Linked DNA regions of Mus musculus: region 2 is linked to region 1. A link is a loop called in an ENCODE intact Hi-C map of the cell type or tissue named here. Cell type or tissue: gastrocnemius. All regions are shown on one strand.

Region 1 (5,000 bases):
TTTCCTCTTAAGAAACTCACCTCCACCCCAGCCTTGCAAAATCCTGCATTCAAGTCCAGGCATGATAGTGCATGCCTTTAGTTTCTTGAGAGGAAGAGGTAGTTTAGTTGAATATCTATGAGCCCAAGGTCAGCCTGGTCTCCACAGTGAGACACTGTCTTTAAAAAAATGATAATAGTAAAATAATAATTAATAAAACGAGGCATGCTAACACATGCCTATTGTCCTACCACTTAGCAGGTAGAGGCCAAAAGAATCCAGAGTTCTCAGCCACCTTCAACTACATAGCAAGTTTGAGGCCAGACTAGGCTATATAAAGTTTGAGGCCAGCCCTGTCTCAAAAGAAAAAGGAGGGGGTGGAGTGGGCTAGAGAGATGACTCAATGATTAAGAGTGCTGGCTACTCTTGCAGAGGGCCGGATTCTTTTCCCACACCGATATGGTGGGTGACTCACAAGCATCCATAACTCCAGACCCAGGGGAGCACAGTGCCTTCTTCTGCCCTCTGTCACATGGTACCATACGTACATGCAGGCAAATCCTGGTCCACACAAAAGAAAACAAGCCAATCTCTACAGTGGGGAGGGGAGAAGGAACTTTCAGAAACAATGAATCTTCCAAGTGAGTTGAGTGACATTGATAGAGGTAGCCCGCACTCAGGACTCAGGAGTCCCGCCCAAGGAGCAGGAATCCATAATGCAAAGAACAGTGTGGGCCATGCTGCTCCCAGAAACCATATGTTTTTACATGAAAATCCCAATACCAACTGTTGGATATCTCCATCGCAGTAGGCCAGGGCACTCCCAGAGGATGCTGTTGCTAAAGATGCCACACACTTTGTATCCAGGACACAGAGGATTCAGCCTAGACCTGAGCTGGAGCTTCTTCTGAGGTGGCTTTAACAGTCCCACAGGCAGACTGCTGGGAGAGAAAAGCCATCAGTGGTCACCACTGTGATTAGATCTGAAGCCACGCGACTACATGCCTGGTACCGTGAAACTGCTCAGAAGATTACGGATGAGGAAGTCACACCCAAACCGAGGACCTACAACACGCTCTGCTTAATGAACACTTGTTGAACTTCTTGCTAAATGTTTATGTTTGCACCCATATATTATTGATAAGAGAAGCTCCTTTTTTGCAGAGGGAGATCGTTAATGCTGAGACTCATACGAGATCTCAGTGCTGGGGACGAGTGACTCTTGAGTCCACATCCCTAAGTGGACATCATCTATAACACTCTCAAAGGCTTAGAAAGCACTCAAGTGAGGGAGCAAAAAAGATCACAAGAGCTGGAGGCCCGGGAAGACAGCTGTAAATCTCTGACATCTGGACGTGAGGGTGTGATGGCTATTCTTGTCTGTCAACTTGACTACATCTAGAATGAACTATAATCCAGAAATGGAAGGTACACCTGTGAGGGATTGTTTTTGCTTGCGTAAATCCATTTCTAGTCCAAACCATCGAGGTAGAAAGGCACGCACCTATGATCTAAATCTTGAGGTAGGAAGATGCACCTTTAATCCATACCACACCTTCTTCTGGAAGCCTACGTAAGGACCTAGAAGAAGGAAGCTTTTGCCTTTTGCTTATTTTCCACCACCTAGAAAGCAAGTCCATTCCTTCACTAACACAGAAGCCTACTTCTTTGGGATTCCAGCATATACTGAAGACCAAGTGAGACTCAGAATGTGGACGGAGCACTACTGGATTATTGGACTTTCCATTCACAGCCAAGACTAGCTGGACTGCAGCCTGTAAGTCATTCCAACAAGGGGTGTGTGTGTCTGACTCCCCCCAAAATAGCTGTAGCCATTTTGTTCCATGCCTGCCAGATATTTCACATTGTTGCTGTAACATGCCTGCCAGATGTCACTGACACAGAGAAGTGACTCGGATCAAGGACATGCTGACCACATTCCCTGTTCTGTATGAGGTTTGCTAATCTTAAGAAAGTCCACAAAGCTTTACGGAGGACCCATCGAATCAAAGGTCAATATGAACTGTTATGTCTAAAATATCTTGATTCAGAACTGATCACTGGGCAGCCCTTCCTGCTCTATGGTTTTTGTGGCTGACACTGAAAAATGCTACTAATAAGCCAAAAACTTGTAATACTATGAACAACTTTGCGGAGATAGTTCTGTCCCTCCACCTTCTCACAGCATGGGAGTTACTTTTCTGTTGCTGTAGTAAAATATCATGGTCAAAAACCTTACAGGAGAAAACACTTAAGCGGGATAGGAATCATGAAGGCCCAGAAGTCATGGAAACAGCAGGGCAAGCATGGTGACAGGAGCATGTGCGACCACATTTTCATCTGCACAGGTGTCAGGACAGGAAGCGAAGGAGGGCTTTAAAATTTCAAACCTTGCCCCTCCTTTGACATACTTTCTTCAACATGGCGCCACATAGGTTCCAGAACCGCCCAAAACAGCGCCATCTACTGGGGAGTAGGTGTATTTTCATGAACACATGAAGTCTATTGCTTAGTCAAACTGCAAGTGGGCTCTGGGGATTAAACTCAAGTCACCAAGCTTGTATGGCAAAGAGCCTTTACCCACTGAGCCGCCTCGATGACTCCTCTAAAAAGAGTTATTTTCATTAAGAACAGTTTTTCTTTTATTTTTAAGATTATAGTTACATAATTCCTCCTTTCCCTTTCCTTCCTCCAAATTCTTCTGTATATGCGTGTGTGTGTGTGTGTGTGTGTGTGTGTGTGTGTGTCCTGTTCAGTCTGTATAATGTTACTTGTATGTACATATTTTCAAGGCTGACCATTTGGTATTGGATGACGTATTGGATTGCTCCTCCCTGGAGAAGACTATTTCTCCCACTTTCAGCATGCCTTATGTGGTGGTTTGAATATGCTTGGCCCAAGGAGTGGCACTATTAGGAGGTGTGGCCTTGTTGGAGTAAGTACAGCCTGTAATATTCAAAATAAATTCAAGACTGCCCAGTACCTTCCCCCTTCAAAAGGACTTTCCAAACTATACTAGCAGGCCAAGTACAGACCCAGATAAAAAGTCGGCTGACTAAACAAATATAGAAACATAGTTTTAATGGTCAAAATGACTAAGCTTACAGCTGCCAGAACAAGATTAACAATTCCCCTGCCCTGCCTCACACTAAAAACCACAAGGACAGACAAAATGAGAGTCACCCTATACAAACCAACCAATGCCTAAGGTTATTTGCTACACCAATTAAAATAAGCCAAACTACCCTGGTGCCTAAATCTTCCCCTTACAAAGGTATAAAAAGTGTGTTCCCTCTTTGTTCTGGGTCTCTCCTCCAGTCTGCGTGCTGAGAGAGGGTTCCCCAACATGTTGGATAAGTAAAATCCTCATGTGTTTTGCAACGATGGCAGTCTCTGTGGTCTTTGTGAGTAAGGGTCTCTTGACAACCTATAACAAGCCTTGTTGGAGAAAGTGTGTCACTGTGAGGGTGGACTTTGAGACCCTCCTCCTAGCCGCCTGGGTGACAGTCTCTCCTGGCTGCAATTGAATCAAGATACAGAACTCTCAGCTCCTCCAGTCCCATGGATGCTGCCATGCATCCTGCCACGATGACAATGGACTGAAACTCAGAACCTGTAAGTCAGACCAATTAAATATTGTCCTTTACAGGAGTTGCCTTGGTCATGGTGCCTCTTCACAGCAATGGGAACCCTAACTAAGATGCTTTGTGTGCAGTTGAGGCCTTGCGTGCTTTCTCCCGTCCACTTCTGCACATCTATTGCTGTCCTTGTTCAGCTCATAATTTAGCCAGCCAGGTTAGTGAGAATATGGGTGCAGCTTCTGACATTTCTAGGAGACCTAATCTCACAGCAAACTCCCTGATCTTCTGGTTCTTACAATTTTTCTGCCTCCTCTTCCTAAAAATTCCCTGAACCTTAAGTATGGGAGTTGTTTTATAGATGTATCTGTCTGGACTCCAAGGTATGTATGCTACTACTAGACTGCACCTTAGTGTTATCTTGCATGCTGGTCATTGTTGTAGTTCATAGACATTATAACTGTATAGGGCTGTTGGCTTCCTCCCTCCTTTGAGATGGGGTATTCAGATCAGAAACGGGCATGGTGGCGCATGCCTTTAATCCCAGCACTTGGGAGGCAGAGGCAGGCGGATTTCTGAGTTCGAGGCCAGCCTGGTCTACAAAGTGAGTTCCAGGACAGCCAGGGGAACACAGAAAAACCCTGCCTCAAAAAACCAAACCAAAAAAAACAAAAACAAAAACAGATCAGTTCCAACTCAGAGACTTCTGGGTGGTAGCTGAACTGGTCAGCCTACCAGCTCTCCTGCACCCACACCACCAGGGCAAGCTCTCCAGCACTGCCCCAGCTAGCTCACCTAATGCCACATTCAGCAAGGAACAGGGCCACCTCTCCCACTCTCATGCTCTGAGACCAGCTCACCCTTAACCACACCAGCAGAGCCAGCTCTATTTTGCTGCCCAAGTGAGGTGCGGGGGGGGGGGGGGGGGGGAGCCTCTCCTGAGTGCTTCAGCAGGTGAGGGGCTGGGCCAGTTCTCCCCTTCCCACACCCTTGGAGCTGGCTCACCAGCAACTCCTCCACCCCAACCAGGGCACAATAGGTTATCTGAGAGGAGTCCCAGTGATGAACAGTATTGGTAGCATAGCAGGAGCCAGGGGCCTTGAAGCAGACCAATGACTCATTGCCGTGAGCATTTGCAGGTGAAGATGTATGGACAAGAGTTTACTATGAGACATGCCGTCACACACTACAGCTTCCACAATGAGGTTTGTTTTTCTTTGGGGGGATGGGGTTGCAAGAGCAGAGGGCAGGCACAAAGGGATGGGGAGTTGAGTGGATTGGGGTGTATGATGTGAAACTGGTAAAGAATTTAAAAGCTAAATACATCTGGGTGTGGTGGCACATGCCTTTAATCCCAGCACTTGGGAGGCAGAGGCAGGCGGATTTCTGAGTTCGAGGACAGCCTGGTCTACAAAGTGAGTTCCAGGACAGCCAGGGCTATAC
Region 2 (5,000 bases), 180 kb before region 1:
AAAATCAGTGAATGCTCATTCTTCTCACACATGCACACAAACACTCATACACACAGGCACACAGTACACACAAACACACACACACGCACACACACAGTCATATACATATGCACATATGCGCACTCATATACACACATGTGCACACAAACACTCATGCACACAGGCACACAATACACACAAACACACACATGTGCATGCATGTGCGCACACATGCACACACACAGTCATATACACATGTACATATGCGCACTCATATATACACACACAGGCACGCACACACTCATATGTCCACACACACACTCATATACACCCACACACATGCACACACATGTGCTCACACACACACACACACACACACACACACACACACACAAACACACCCCTTTACTATTCCCCCTCCCTTGCCAATGCCCATGAATGCTTCCAAGCATTGAGCCACAGAAGCATTCATGCATTCTGAGGGTCTAGGAACCTCTACCCTCCGTCCAGGCTGGCAGATCCGCAGCCAGCACTACAGACTGAAGAACATTCAGAGCCCTCTCACCAGCCTGGCAGCTGCCTGCCACAATCACTACCTGGGCTCTCAGAAATGCCTCCTGTCCCGGCAGCTGGGAATACACAGATGTGTTGAATGTGATTTCAGCCTCACTCAGGAGCAACACCTTTTTCTGCAATGTCTGCAAAAGATGGGGTGGGGCAGAGCTGGGAATTAGATCTGGGGAAGCTCAGGGTTCAAGGACTGCCCTGACCCAAGGATGCCCCAGACCCATCGGGCACACATGGTCCAGGGGAGGACTTCTGCTATTGGCCACGCACCTGACTGATCCAGCCGAAGCTGAGGTTGCCCTTCAGAATGAAGTCAAGCTCATCCAGGGTGCCCAAGGAGGGGATGTCACAGCGGAGGTGCAGGCAGTCGGCGATGGCGCAGTCCTGGGGGCAGGAGGGGGATAAAGCTGAGGAGGAGGAGGGCCTTTACTTAGAAAGAGACAAAAAGATGAAACAAAGGCTGGCATTGAGTAGAGAATATACAATCGCAGGCTGACTACACAGTCAGAGTCATCAGTGCATTCCGTGCGTGTCCCCAGCACACGGGCTTTTCTCACCAGCACAGAGCGTCCTTGGATCTGGGTCAGAAGGTCGGAATGTTGAGGAGGTTCCCTCTGTGACACACAGGAGACACCCTAGGAGTGGGGGAGGTGATCAGAGCATGGCATCCTTATAGAGAGGGATTCTGGAGAGAGAACTGCTACGGGCTGTGTACCTGTGCTGGGCTCCTCAGAGTCACATCCCACACGGCCACACCATTCAGAAGGATGGGGACCCAGAAGTTAACGCTGATGGCCAGCGTCAATGGACTCAGGTTATTCACCTGCAGGAGTGGAGACCAGGTATTGGTATGATCCCTAGAACACCCCCATTTATTTCCTACCCATAGTTCTCTAGTCTTCTCCATCTTGAGCTGAGACCAACACACGTATTCTCTAGCTTCTCACACGATATCGATGTTCGGCCTCTTTCTGTCTCTCCCCGTGGGAAGATGAGAAGTTGAAATGCTTGGTAGAATCTTCCTGCCTGGAGAGAATGACATGTTAGTGAGAAACCGCTCCGACGCCATCTCCGTTTGAATCCCAGCTCGCTGTACAGTACTGGGTCCAGCAGCTGATGCAGGGAAACAACGATGGTCTTCAAATGCATCTGCAGCCTCGGTGCCAGCTTCCACTCCTCTCCCCACAGAGCCTTGCCAGGCACCGGAGTTACCAGCTCTTCCCTTGATGCGCTGACTTCTTTATGCCCCCAAAGATCTGTTCCAGCTTTCTTTGGCAGGAAATGTTCTTAACCGAGTTCCAGGGATTTTCACTCAGAGACCCAGCATCTGCACATTCCTTGTACTGATTGATCGCCATTTCCCAGTGGTGAGAAAGCGCTTGTATGCCCCCTCTAGCTGGTAGTCCATCAGATGGGAGGTGGCCTCAGGAACGCCTACAAAGTCTTCTGCCAGAATAAATAAGCCTATGGGACTCTACAAAGGGAAGGCTAGATTACTTGGGACAAATGGAGTGACCCTGTCTCTGGTGGCAGGCATGAAAGCAGATATAGTCGTGTTGGGGCAGGCAAACACATATGGAAGGAGTTGGCCCAGGAACTCAAGCCAAGAGGGTCCCTAAATGCCGACAGGTTCCTATCTACTGGTTGTATTTGTGAGATAGGCTCAAGTCATAGCCTAGACACGCCTTAAATTCACAGCGATCTTCCTACACCTGCCTTCCAGATGCAAAGATTATGACACATCTGGCTTACCCATGGCTTTCAGTAGACATTTGCTATGTTACAAAAGATGGTGGGAGGGGCACAGGAGGAATAGGAGGGGAGAGAGAGTGAGGGAGTAGGATGTGTAAATACATTACTCATGTATGAAATTATCAAAAATAAAAATGTAAATTAAATAACGAAGAACATATTTACCTTTGAAAATGTATTATCTAATACCACTGCTCATATGAGTAAAATGTTTCACACACACAAGTCTTTTTGTGGGGCGTTTGGACAGTCCTGGGGATTTCAGAAGTTAAGCCGTGGTCCCCGCCTTCCCAATGCTTGATGATGTCTCTGATCTCAGCAGAATTAAGCAGGAAGGCACAGTGGTTCCAGCACTCGGGAGGCAGAGGCAGGCAGATCCCTGTGAGTTCAGGGCCAGCCTGGTCTACACAGTGAGTTCCAGGACAGCCAGGGCCGCATAGTGAGACCTTGCTTTTTGTTTTTGATTTTTTTAAAAAAGAATTGAGCTCTAAGAAGGGCCAACATGCTTCATCAGCACCCAAAACCTCTGCAGAGCCCCCCCCCCGCCCCGTTTCACGCTATCAACTGGACATTTAAGAACACAGAGGAGACTGGGGGTGTGGCTGTGCCGGGCACTTGCTTAGCAAGCTCTAGGCCCCAGGTTCAGTCCTCAGGCACTGCTGAAGAATTGCCCAAGTTCGCATCTCAGACCCACCACTTCCTACTCAACAAAGTAACTTGGAGCATAAGTCATTTAACCTCATTAGAGTCCCGCAGAAGGCTGTCGCGGCACCCCCCACACATGAGCTCTCTATAACCGTTGGGAGTTTTCTCTTAGCTGGGATTCCTCTGTGCCTCCCAAACCTCTTCTGTCTCTGCTTCCCTTTTCTTACTTTAACATCTCCAGCTCTAAGCCTCTTTCCTTTTAAAAACAATTATTTTACATGGATTTGTTTATCTGGGGGAAGGCATGTGCCACTGTGCACATTTAATGTTCCCTGACTCTACCATGTGGGCATCAGGCTTGCCAGTGGCTTCACTCTCTGAGCCATCTCCTCAGGCTTAAACATCTTTTCAAAGCTGAGTAGAGCTCTCAGCCTTCCTCCATCTTGAGAGGACACAAACCCTCTCTGGAAGAAGCCCCTGGGCCCTCCTGCTTGCTTTGGACCACATAAGCAGCCCTGTCACACAGGGTGGCCTTGTACAAGACATTCAGTGTGGCTTACCTGGTGAATACAGGGGCAGGTTATTAAACCTCTTGAATTTTTTTATTGGTAAAAATAGAGATAACAATGTGGTTATCCAGAGGATTAAGTGAAATTACTACGAGGAAGAAGAAGAAGAAGAAGAAGAAGAAGAAGAAGAGGAGGAGGAGGAGGAGGAGGAGGAGGAGGAGGAGGAGGAAGAAGAGGAAGAGGAAGAAGAGGAAGAGGAAGAGGAGGAGGAGGAGGAGGAGGAAGGAGGAAGGAGGAAGAGGAGGAAGAGGAGGAAGAGGAGGAAGAGGAAGAGGAGGAAGAGGAAGAGGAACAAGTAACTCTTCCCAATCCTCACTAAAATAAAAACAATAGTATATTTAACTGTAAGCTGTGTTTTCCTAGGGAGAAAGAGGAAATTCATACATACAATCCATGGGTCATGTCACTGAAAATGACACATTTGATCCCCCTCCAGTCCTCCCATGCACTCAGTGGCTACAGCCACAAACCCCACCAAATGGATCTCTCAATGGTGTCCCAACAGCTCTCCACTCTGCGGAGTAACCGTCCACTCTGGAAAGTCCCTTGCTTGCTTCTAGCTTACCCTGCCCCTGCATTCACCTACGCACCTTCAAACCCCATAGCAGCAGCTTTGCCCTGACTCTCCCACCAGCTCTACCCTCCTCTGACCTTGCTTGGCCCCTGTGCAGAGCAGACCTATCCTGTTGGGTCAGGCTCCTGAGCACACAATGCCCAGAAAAGTCTTGCCCTCGATAGCCTAGCTTCACGCAGTGTCTGATACCACATCTAGCACTGAGGGAAGCTTCCTGGGAAAGGAAGACAGCACTGGAAGAAGAAGAGTTAAACAATGTGGCAAAGCCATGTGCCACCAGCAGACCAGTATACCAGAGCAGTATACAGCTTTTCATGGTGTGTTACAGATGATTAGACACAGACCAGACACAGACACAGACACAGACACAGACACACAGACACACAGACACACAGACACACAGACACACAGACACACAGACACACAGACACACAGACACACAGACACACAGACTCACAGACACAGACACAGACACACAGACACACAGACACACAGACACACAGACACACAGACACACAGACACACAGACACACAGACACACAGACTCACAGACACAGACACAGACACACAGACACACAGACACACAGACACAGACTCAGACTCAGACTCAGACTCAGACTCACACAGACACAGAAACAGACACATAGAGACACAGACATAGACACAGACACAGACACAGACACAGACACAGGCACAGGCACAGGCACAGGCACAGGCACAGGCACAGGCACAGGCACAGGCACAGACACAGACACAGACACAGACAGGCACAGGCACAGGCACAGGCACAGGCACAGGCACAGGCACAGGCACAGGCACAGGCACAGGCAGGCACAGGCACAGGCACAGGCACAGGCACAGGCACAGGCACAGGCACAGGCACAGGCACAGGCACAGGCACAGGCACAGGCCAC

Evidence for each region. A loop is a pair of places that touch in the nucleus more often than their neighbours do. Peaks named below come from ENCODE experiments on the same cell type or tissue, not always from the same donor. Only the 100,000 strongest peaks of a DNase experiment are listed, where the experiment ranks them.
Region 2: a loop joins it to region 1, with 4 times the contacts of the local background. A loop is called at or near these places in 16 of 42 quality-filtered maps.

The regions. Positions count from the first base shown.
Region 1 is chr7:128,020,591-128,025,590 of GRCm38, reverse strand. No RefSeq gene overlaps it. Among named protein-coding and RNA genes, the nearest start is that of Trim72, 19 kb to the right of the region's middle. In gastrocnemius, a CTCF peak has its summit at 2,442 (motif pointing left); no DNase peak of the experiment used is centred here.
Region 2 is chr7:128,199,527-128,204,526 of GRCm38, reverse strand. Itgad (integrin, alpha D) reads right to left here. Exons shown (of 31, transcript NM_001029872.3): 25 at 1,494-1,572; 26 at 1,262-1,369; 27 at 1,104-1,181; 28 at 817-930; 29 at 576-677. 4931431B13Rik (RIKEN cDNA 4931431B13 gene) reads left to right here and starts at 1,199. Exons shown (of 3, transcript NR_045183.1): 1 at 1,199-1,388. In gastrocnemius, no CTCF peak of the experiment used is centred here; no DNase peak of the experiment used is centred here; H3K4me3 peaks cover 129 bases.